Regions from separate parts of the Homo sapiens genome. Here all the other regions are linked to region 2. Evidence: read pairs that join two places in POLR2A ChIA-PET (ENCODE). Cell type or tissue: Panc1. All regions are shown on one strand. Region 1 overlaps LOC105371777 (a long non-coding RNA gene). Region 2 has its middle 24 kb from the start of KRT24. Region 3 overlaps KRT28 (keratin 28).

Region 1 (2,500 bases), 190 kb before region 2:
TTCTTTATGTTACTAGTTATTATAGTCTCCAAGCAGATCTAAAAATGATTTTTTTTCTCTATTTTAGCACCAACTAATTCTGCTGTTTTGGACATTATCTGTTTCCTGAAATCTAGAAAATGTGCATAAAATATGCTATTTTTCTCAAGGTGAATTTTTTAATACTGCTAGAAAAATATTTTGAGGAATATCTAAAAATAATATGACAAGCTGAAAAGAAAGTTGTAATACCAAATCCAGAAAACAATCACAAACCTTCCATTTACAATCATAGTTTATATATGATTTGGTAATGTAAATCATAACATATGAATAATTTTTCATGCAAGGACCTAAAATATCTTTAAAGTCTTATTAATTTTCGCTGTATCAATTAAGGTGACCAATTCATCCCAGTGTGCCCAGAAACTCATTAGTCCCAGGCAAACTGGGGTGGCTGATCACCCTATCAATAAATTGCCTCTGTTTCACTAAGGAGAGGAAAGAAGAGAGAAATGAAACCATTTGCCTGAATAAAGAGACAATTGCATGATTTTGGGCTCTAGGTAACACAGAATAATCTTCCCCCACACTTAAATCAGCGTAAAAATGTTTCAAAATGCCCATTACAAACCAATTAATGCCTATGCATTCAGGTGAATTACCAACCAAAGAAGATTTTGTTTGTATTTGAATTTGACCAACATACACCCAACCCACATAAAGGAGGTGGCAATAAGTTCTATTGTTTTCATTCCAGAAACACTTTGAATAAATAGCAATTATCATTCTATAACCCAAAATCCAACTAAACAAACCGATGGCTAATCCGGAGAAGTATAATGTATCACTTTGGAATTTAGGATTTATGTTAACATATTTGCCCACAGTGTCATAAAATGGTGGAGTGGATAGATAGATCCATCTAATACTGTTAATCCAATCAAATGCACACCTTTATAGACTCATGTCTTCACTATTATTTTTACACACCTACCCTGCTGATGATGTGTAAATCGGGAACTAAACATAAAAATTCATTATTAAAGGAATGTAGCAACAGTATGTGGAGGGAAGAGGTCATAAAGTCTAGCAAGGAGTAAGGACTCGAATTCTGGCAGCAAAAGGTGGGGAACAGAAGGAGACCCGAGGACGTTTCTTTAGTGCAGGGGTTCTCAAACTTGGCTCACATCAGGATCACCTGGAGGGGGTGAGAAAATTCTAATGCCAGGCCACACTCTAGAATAATTAAATCAAGACTTTTGGCCGGGCATGATGGCTCACGCCTGTAATCCCAACACTTTGGGAGGCTGAAGTGGGCGGATCACTTGAGATCAGGAGCATGAGACCAGCCTGGCCAATATGAAACCCCATCTCCACCAAAAATACAAAAATTACCCGGTGTGGTGGTGGGCATCTGTAATCCCAGCTACTCAGGAGGCTGAGGCATGAAACTCACTTAAACCCAGGAGGCAGAGGTTGCAGTGAGCCGCGACTGCAAGATTGTGCCACTGCACTCTAGCCTGAGCAACAGAGCCAGACTCTGTATTAAAAAAAAAAAAAAAAAAAAAAAAAAAGTACTTGTGGAGGTTGGGACCCAGCCATCAATTTGTTTTAAAGAGTCCCAAATAATTATAATGTACAGCCAAGTTTGTGAACTTACACTGGTACCTTCAGATGAGTGCTTTTTTGATCTGTTTGTATGTTTCCCATATTACTAATTTTTCAATACTCCCAACAGGAATTAATGACAACTAATGAAAAAAAAAGGACGTAATCCCCAAGCACTAGTGATTAGAGTTTCATTTTACAGAATTGTAGAGAACTGCTTCCAGGAAATACAGCTGAATTAAAACTTAGAATTGAGACAAATACTTCACTTACAAAAGTATTTTAGTGGCCAGGCACAGTGGCACGCACCTGCGGTCCCAGCACTTTGGGAGGCTGAGGCAGGAGGTTCACTTGAGGCCAGGAGTTTGAGACTAGCCTAGGCAACATAATGAGACTTCGTCTATATAAAAAGTTTAAAAATTCACCAGTGCAGAGGCTTGCACCTGTGGTCCCAGCTACTCGGGAGCCAAGGCAGGAGGATGTCTTGAGCCCAGGAGTTCCAGGCTGCAGTGAGTTTTGATCACAACACCATACTTCAGCTGAGCAACACAGCAAGATCTGTCTGGAAAAAAAAGACAAGGAAATCAGAAAAGTATTTTACAAAATTCTGCAAGCATACTTCCACCTAAGTCTAGCAAAATTCTTCCAGGTACTTAATCAAATATTTTTCCAAAGTGTTAGGTTCCTGTAGTAAGTTTCTCTTATGGAAATTTGTGTGTTATTTTAGACTCCTCATTTCTTTTACCTCTTAGATTTTTGTCAAAGCAAAGTAAAATAGTAATGTATGCAAATAAGAGACCCATCAAGAAAACATCTCTAAGCCAAGTGACTAAAAAATTAATTTAAGGAATAAAGAAGCAATTTTTTTCCTTAAAGAAATATCAGATTATTTTAGTATTTCCCAAATGCA
Region 2 (2,500 bases):
TTTAACTGCTATGTTCATCATAAACAGCACAGTGAGTTTGAAATATTCATATTACCTTGTTATACAATATACAATATGAGCAACATGGGCATTACATGTATCCTTGTCCAAAATAAATTATTCTGAAGCTATCAACATTTCCATCTTTAATCTTTAAAATCTGTATCTTATAGCAGGAAGATGTGGTTCCAGTTTTTTCAGATATTTTAATACAATTTCCTCTTTGGATACAACACCAAAATCTACAAAGCCATGTAAGGAAGAATAATCTTCATCTTGTCAGTAAACAAATAAAAGTGCAGGTGTCTTGGATCTTTGTTCAAGCACTATCACTAACTCATTCGAGATCTTAAAGAAACCACTACTCTGAGTTAAGACTTTTTAAAATTAAGATTTTTGAATTTTAAAAGGAAGGAGGCCGGGCACGGTGGCTCATGCCTGTAATCCCAGCACTTTAGGAGGTCGAGGCGGGTGGATCACGAGGTCAGGAGATCGAGACCATCCTGGTTAACACGGTGAAACCCCGTCTCTACTAAACAAAATACAAAAAATTAGCCAGGCGTGGTGGCGGGCGCCTGTAGTCCCAGCTACTCGGGAGGCTGAGGCAGGAGAATGGCGTGAACCTGGGAGACGGACCTTGCAGTGAGCCGAGATCGCGCCACTGCACTCCAGCCTGGGCGACAGAGAGAGACTCCGTCTCAAAAAAAAAAAAAAAAAAAAAAAAAGGAAGGAATTCATCTGCCTTCCTTTAAGTTCTTCATCCCTTTCTAGATGGTAGAGAATTTCACTAAATTTGCCTGAAGTTACTGGACTTGATATCAGGGGGAAAAAAAATACACGTAATTTAATAGAAAACATTTGGGAAAATATTTTTATTTGAAACAATTTTAACCACTTTTCCAAAACACCAGCATCAAAACTGGGTTTATGTAGAGTGCAAAATGGAGGTCAACGACACAGGCAATGCCCTGAAAACTTTCACAACTGCTGGCCTGGAAATGAATATGAAACCAAACTGAAGAAAGTGACTCACCACAGAAGGGAATCACGCCTCAATGCTTTTCCACCTCTCCTCCAAAACAATCATTTTCTTCAGGGTTTGTTTTAGGAAAAAAAAAAAATCAGAGAAAATAGAAGTATAGATTTTTCCTGTTTTAATGTAATCTTTTCTGTTCCTTTTGATTAGGCAATGAGATTGCGGAATAGTCTAGTAGTCATATAATTACTGTAAGGAATGCTGCCCCAGCTGCCGACCGGTCTTAATATTTGAATGTTGATAAACGTAACGCAACATTTTTGTCAAGCAAAACTATTAAGAAGCTAAAGAACAATTCAATTAATAGAGTAGCTAGTCAAATATATAAGTATAAATAAAATAGGGGTATATTTCAGAGCTCTGTTTTGCCAAGATGTTATAGCTCAGAGTAAGTCATGGCCAGCTCAGTTCTCCACTGAAGCAGCAAGATATGAGATCATGAAACTGAAAAACGTATTCTTCACACCCATGACACTGAGCTACAATCCCTAATAGCTAAGGTATGTGAGAGCAGCTGAATACAACCTCAAACTTAAATCAGAAAGAATCCATAGATAGGGTCTACATCTTTTTTTGTAAATAATTATATATAAAAATTTCAAAGATAAGCCCCTTAGAAAAGACATCAAATGGAACACCAAATGTACATAGAAAAATGGTGAGGACTATGACGGACCTTTCAATAGATGAAGTTAGGCTGACCTCCCGGTTTAGAAACATATGGTCTTATGGAATAACTAATACAGTACAAATGCAAGAAAACAGCAATAAAAATGATCAAACCTTATGCTTGAATATGGAATTACAATTTACAGAGTGCTCTGCGCTCTCCATTTGATGTGATAATCCTATGCCATGTGTAGGGCAGGAACTATTATCCTTAATTTTACAGGTGAAAAAACTATGGCTCAAGAAATCGAAGTTTCTAGATGAAGTTAAGGCTTCTTGGTAACTAGTAGAGTTCTACCACTAGAGGACTCTACTAGTTCTGACCCTAAATCCAGGCAGACTTCTGCAAATAATATGAGTGCATAGACCTGAGTTGGAATCTCAGTTCCAACACTTCCCAGATATCTGGCCCTGGGAAAGTCACTTCATTTCTTTAAGTTTTGTTGCAGGTTGACTCTCAGTGAGTAGATGCTGAGACTGAGTTTGAGGATCAAAAGTTATCCTAAGGAGTAATACTTATGAAAGGAAAAGGGAGAAAGCAAGACCAGGGAGGGTTTTAGTCTTTTGCAGGATAGTTAGCAGACTGATGCAGACCAAAGTCTCTGTCAGCCCCGTGAGAGTTCTGGAACAAAGATTGCCCATTGGCCCCTAGCATGCCCCAAAAATAAGTCATCACCATTTATCAACTGCATCAGATAGGCCCATTTTATTTTTTTATAATTTCAAGTGACTTTTACAAATAATATACAGAAGATATAAAAGATAGCACAAAACTAATTTATTTAAAATGTTAAT
Region 3 (2,500 bases), 64 kb before region 2:
AGGCACCCACCACCATGCCCAGCTAGTTTTTATATTTTTAATAGAGACGGAGTTTCACCATGTTGGCCAGGCTGGTCTCAAACTCCTGACCTCAGGTGATCTGCCCACCTCGGCCTCCCAAAGTGCTAGGATCACAAGCATGAGCCCTCTAGTTCTATTTCTATCACAGCAATACTTTTACATTAATGGCAGTCATACACTACAACCGTAGTCAATATTTAAGTAGTTTTAGCTAAACTGTTCTGAATAGGAAGTATCAAGTGGCTAAAACTATCCCAAGCTATTATTATAAATATATACTTACTCCCTCAATCAAAAATATGCATAATATATTATATTGAACTAGCAGTGGAATTGTCATGTAATCTTTTTGGTTGAATATATGTATGCCTATGTTTTATTTCTAGATTTATCCAAAACCACACTGGTAAAGACAGTGGTTGAAGAGCTAGATCAACGTGGTAAAGTTCTTTCATCAAGGATTCACTCCATTGAAGAAAAGACATCTAAAATGACCAACGGCAAGACAGAACAAAGGGTTCCTTTCTAGCTGTCATTTTAGAGAAAAGAATAATTTGGGAAAGGATCCTGTACAATTGCATTATTCTAAATATCAGAGAGAATATACACACTTTTTACTTTTAAAGATACATTACTTAGCAAAAATACCTGTTTTCTTAGTTTTACAGGATATTGAGTGTTTGTTTCCAATAAATAAAAAAGTTGATGTGCATTCATTTCCATTCACTGATGACTAATAAATAACTATTTGTGATTTTTTTCTATGTCTCATTCATAGAGAAACACTTGTGGAATATATTTTAATTGCCTTTCACTGTTGTTTTAAATAATAGTCAATACCGCCACATGGCATTTGAATATGAAACATTCACTATGCATAATCTTTAAATCACATCGTGTCTATGTGGGCAAATAATCAAAAACTTCAGAAATTCTCCTGTGACTGAAAAGTCTCACCACTAGATGACGCATTCCTGGTATTTTACCAAGAGCCTCTCTCAAACTCTTCTTTCCACAATACCCAGGATACCATTCCTCGTCTAAACAGGATAATCTCCGGAAAAATCCACAGCAATATGGCTTGTGTTAGTGACACTTTTCCTAGAACAGGGGTCAGAAGCTTTTTTTGTGAAGACCCAGATAGTAAATATTTTAGGCATGGCAGGCCGTAAAGTCTCTATTTCAACTACAAACCTCAGCCGTAGACAATAGATGAATGAATGAACATGACTGTGTTCCAATAAAACTTAATTTATTAATGCTGAAATTTGAATTGTAAATATTTTTACCTGTCGTGGAATATTCTTCTTCTTTTAACTTTTTTTGACCATTTAAAAATGTAAAACCATTCCTAGCTCACAGTCTGTACAAAAACACATAGCAGGCCAAATTTAACCCACCAACACCTGTTCTCGAATGTGAAGCCCCATGAGGCTGATGAACATCATGATTCTTGTGATTATGACTATTTATACCTTTCTGGATCAAAATGTATGGTAGGAATTCCCAACAAATATTAAATTGCCTAAAAGGAAAGCAGCTCCTTTATTTCTCTGGTATATGGCCTGATTCCAGTGAAAATCTCCAGCAAGAGAAGGAATTCTGTCTCACAATCCTCCAGTCACATGGGATTCAGAGAAGTGGCAAAGAATGAGATATTTACAAAATCTTCAGCCAAAAGCCATCAAATGAAGCAAATACTAGAAATCCACAGAGAAATGATTTCCAAATGTACAATATTCAGGGCCAGCTACATAATTTTCAGGACCTAGCGCCAAATGAAAACATAGGATTCCTTGTTCAACAATCAGGAAAAATGTATCACCCAAAGGCACTAAAATATCAAGCTGTTTCCTTGCATCTGCATTTATGTTTTCAATTTGTCCTGGATTTTGTTGTTTTGATTTGGGGTTTTCTGTTGTTGTTGTTGTTGTTGCTGTTTTGTTTCCTTTCTTTTTTTTTCTTTTCTTTTTTTTTTTTTTTTTTTTTGCTATTTAGTTTTGTTCTAAGTAAAGTGTATTAGTCCATTCTCACACTGCTATAAAGAAACTACCTGAGACTGGGTAATTTATAAAGAAGAGGTTTAATTGACTCATAGTTCCATATGGCTGGGGAGGCCTCAGTAAACTTGTAGTCATGGCAGAAGGTGAAGGGAAGCAAAGACCTTCTTCACATAGTGGCGGGAAAGGGAGAGTGTGTGAGGGCACAGAAAAAACTACCATTTATAAAACCATCAGATCTCGTGAGAATTCACACTATCTCAGAGAACACCAGGGGGAAACCACCCCCATAATCCAATCACTTCCCTGTCTCAACACATGGGGATTACAATTCAAGGTGAGATTTGGGTGGAGGTACAGAGCCAAACCATATCATAATGAAAAATTAAAGTTCTAAATTATTGGCATACATGTTACTATGAGTTTTTATATTGTGCCATGCCAGTTTGAAATCCAAGCAAAAGAACATTTAACTTGTA

What was found. ChIA-PET counts read pairs that join two places held together with the same protein. Peaks named below come from ENCODE experiments on the same cell type or tissue, not always from the same donor. Only the 100,000 strongest peaks of a DNase experiment are listed, where the experiment ranks them.
Region 1: POLR2A ChIA-PET joins it to region 2 with 5 read pairs; 2 of 35 experiments call an interaction of 5 or more read pairs at or near these places.
Region 3: POLR2A ChIA-PET joins it to region 2 with 8 read pairs; 2 of 35 experiments call an interaction of 5 or more read pairs at or near these places.

Annotation. Positions count from the first base shown.
Region 1 is chr17:40,917,881-40,920,380 of GRCh38, reverse strand. It overlaps LOC105371777 (a long non-coding RNA gene), which reads right to left. Exons shown (of 3, transcript XR_934754.3): 2 at 2,016-2,152. Among named protein-coding and RNA genes, the nearest start is that of KRT23, 19 kb to the left of the region's middle. In Panc1, no CTCF peak of the experiment used is centred here; no DNase peak of the experiment used is centred here.
Region 2 is chr17:40,726,625-40,729,124 of GRCh38, reverse strand. No RefSeq gene overlaps it. Among named protein-coding and RNA genes, the nearest start is that of KRT24, 24 kb to the right of the region's middle. In Panc1, CTCF peaks have their summits at 1,791 and 1,995 (motif pointing right); a DNase peak (open chromatin) is centred at 962.
Region 3 is chr17:40,790,477-40,792,976 of GRCh38, reverse strand. KRT28 (keratin 28) reads left to right here. Exons shown (of 8, transcript NM_181535.3): 8 at 408-781. The coding sequence ends at 550. Among named protein-coding and RNA genes, the nearest start is that of KRT28, 8.2 kb to the left of the region's middle. In Panc1, CTCF peaks have their summits at 769 and 969; a DNase peak (open chromatin) is centred at 966; H3K27me3 peaks cover 663 bases.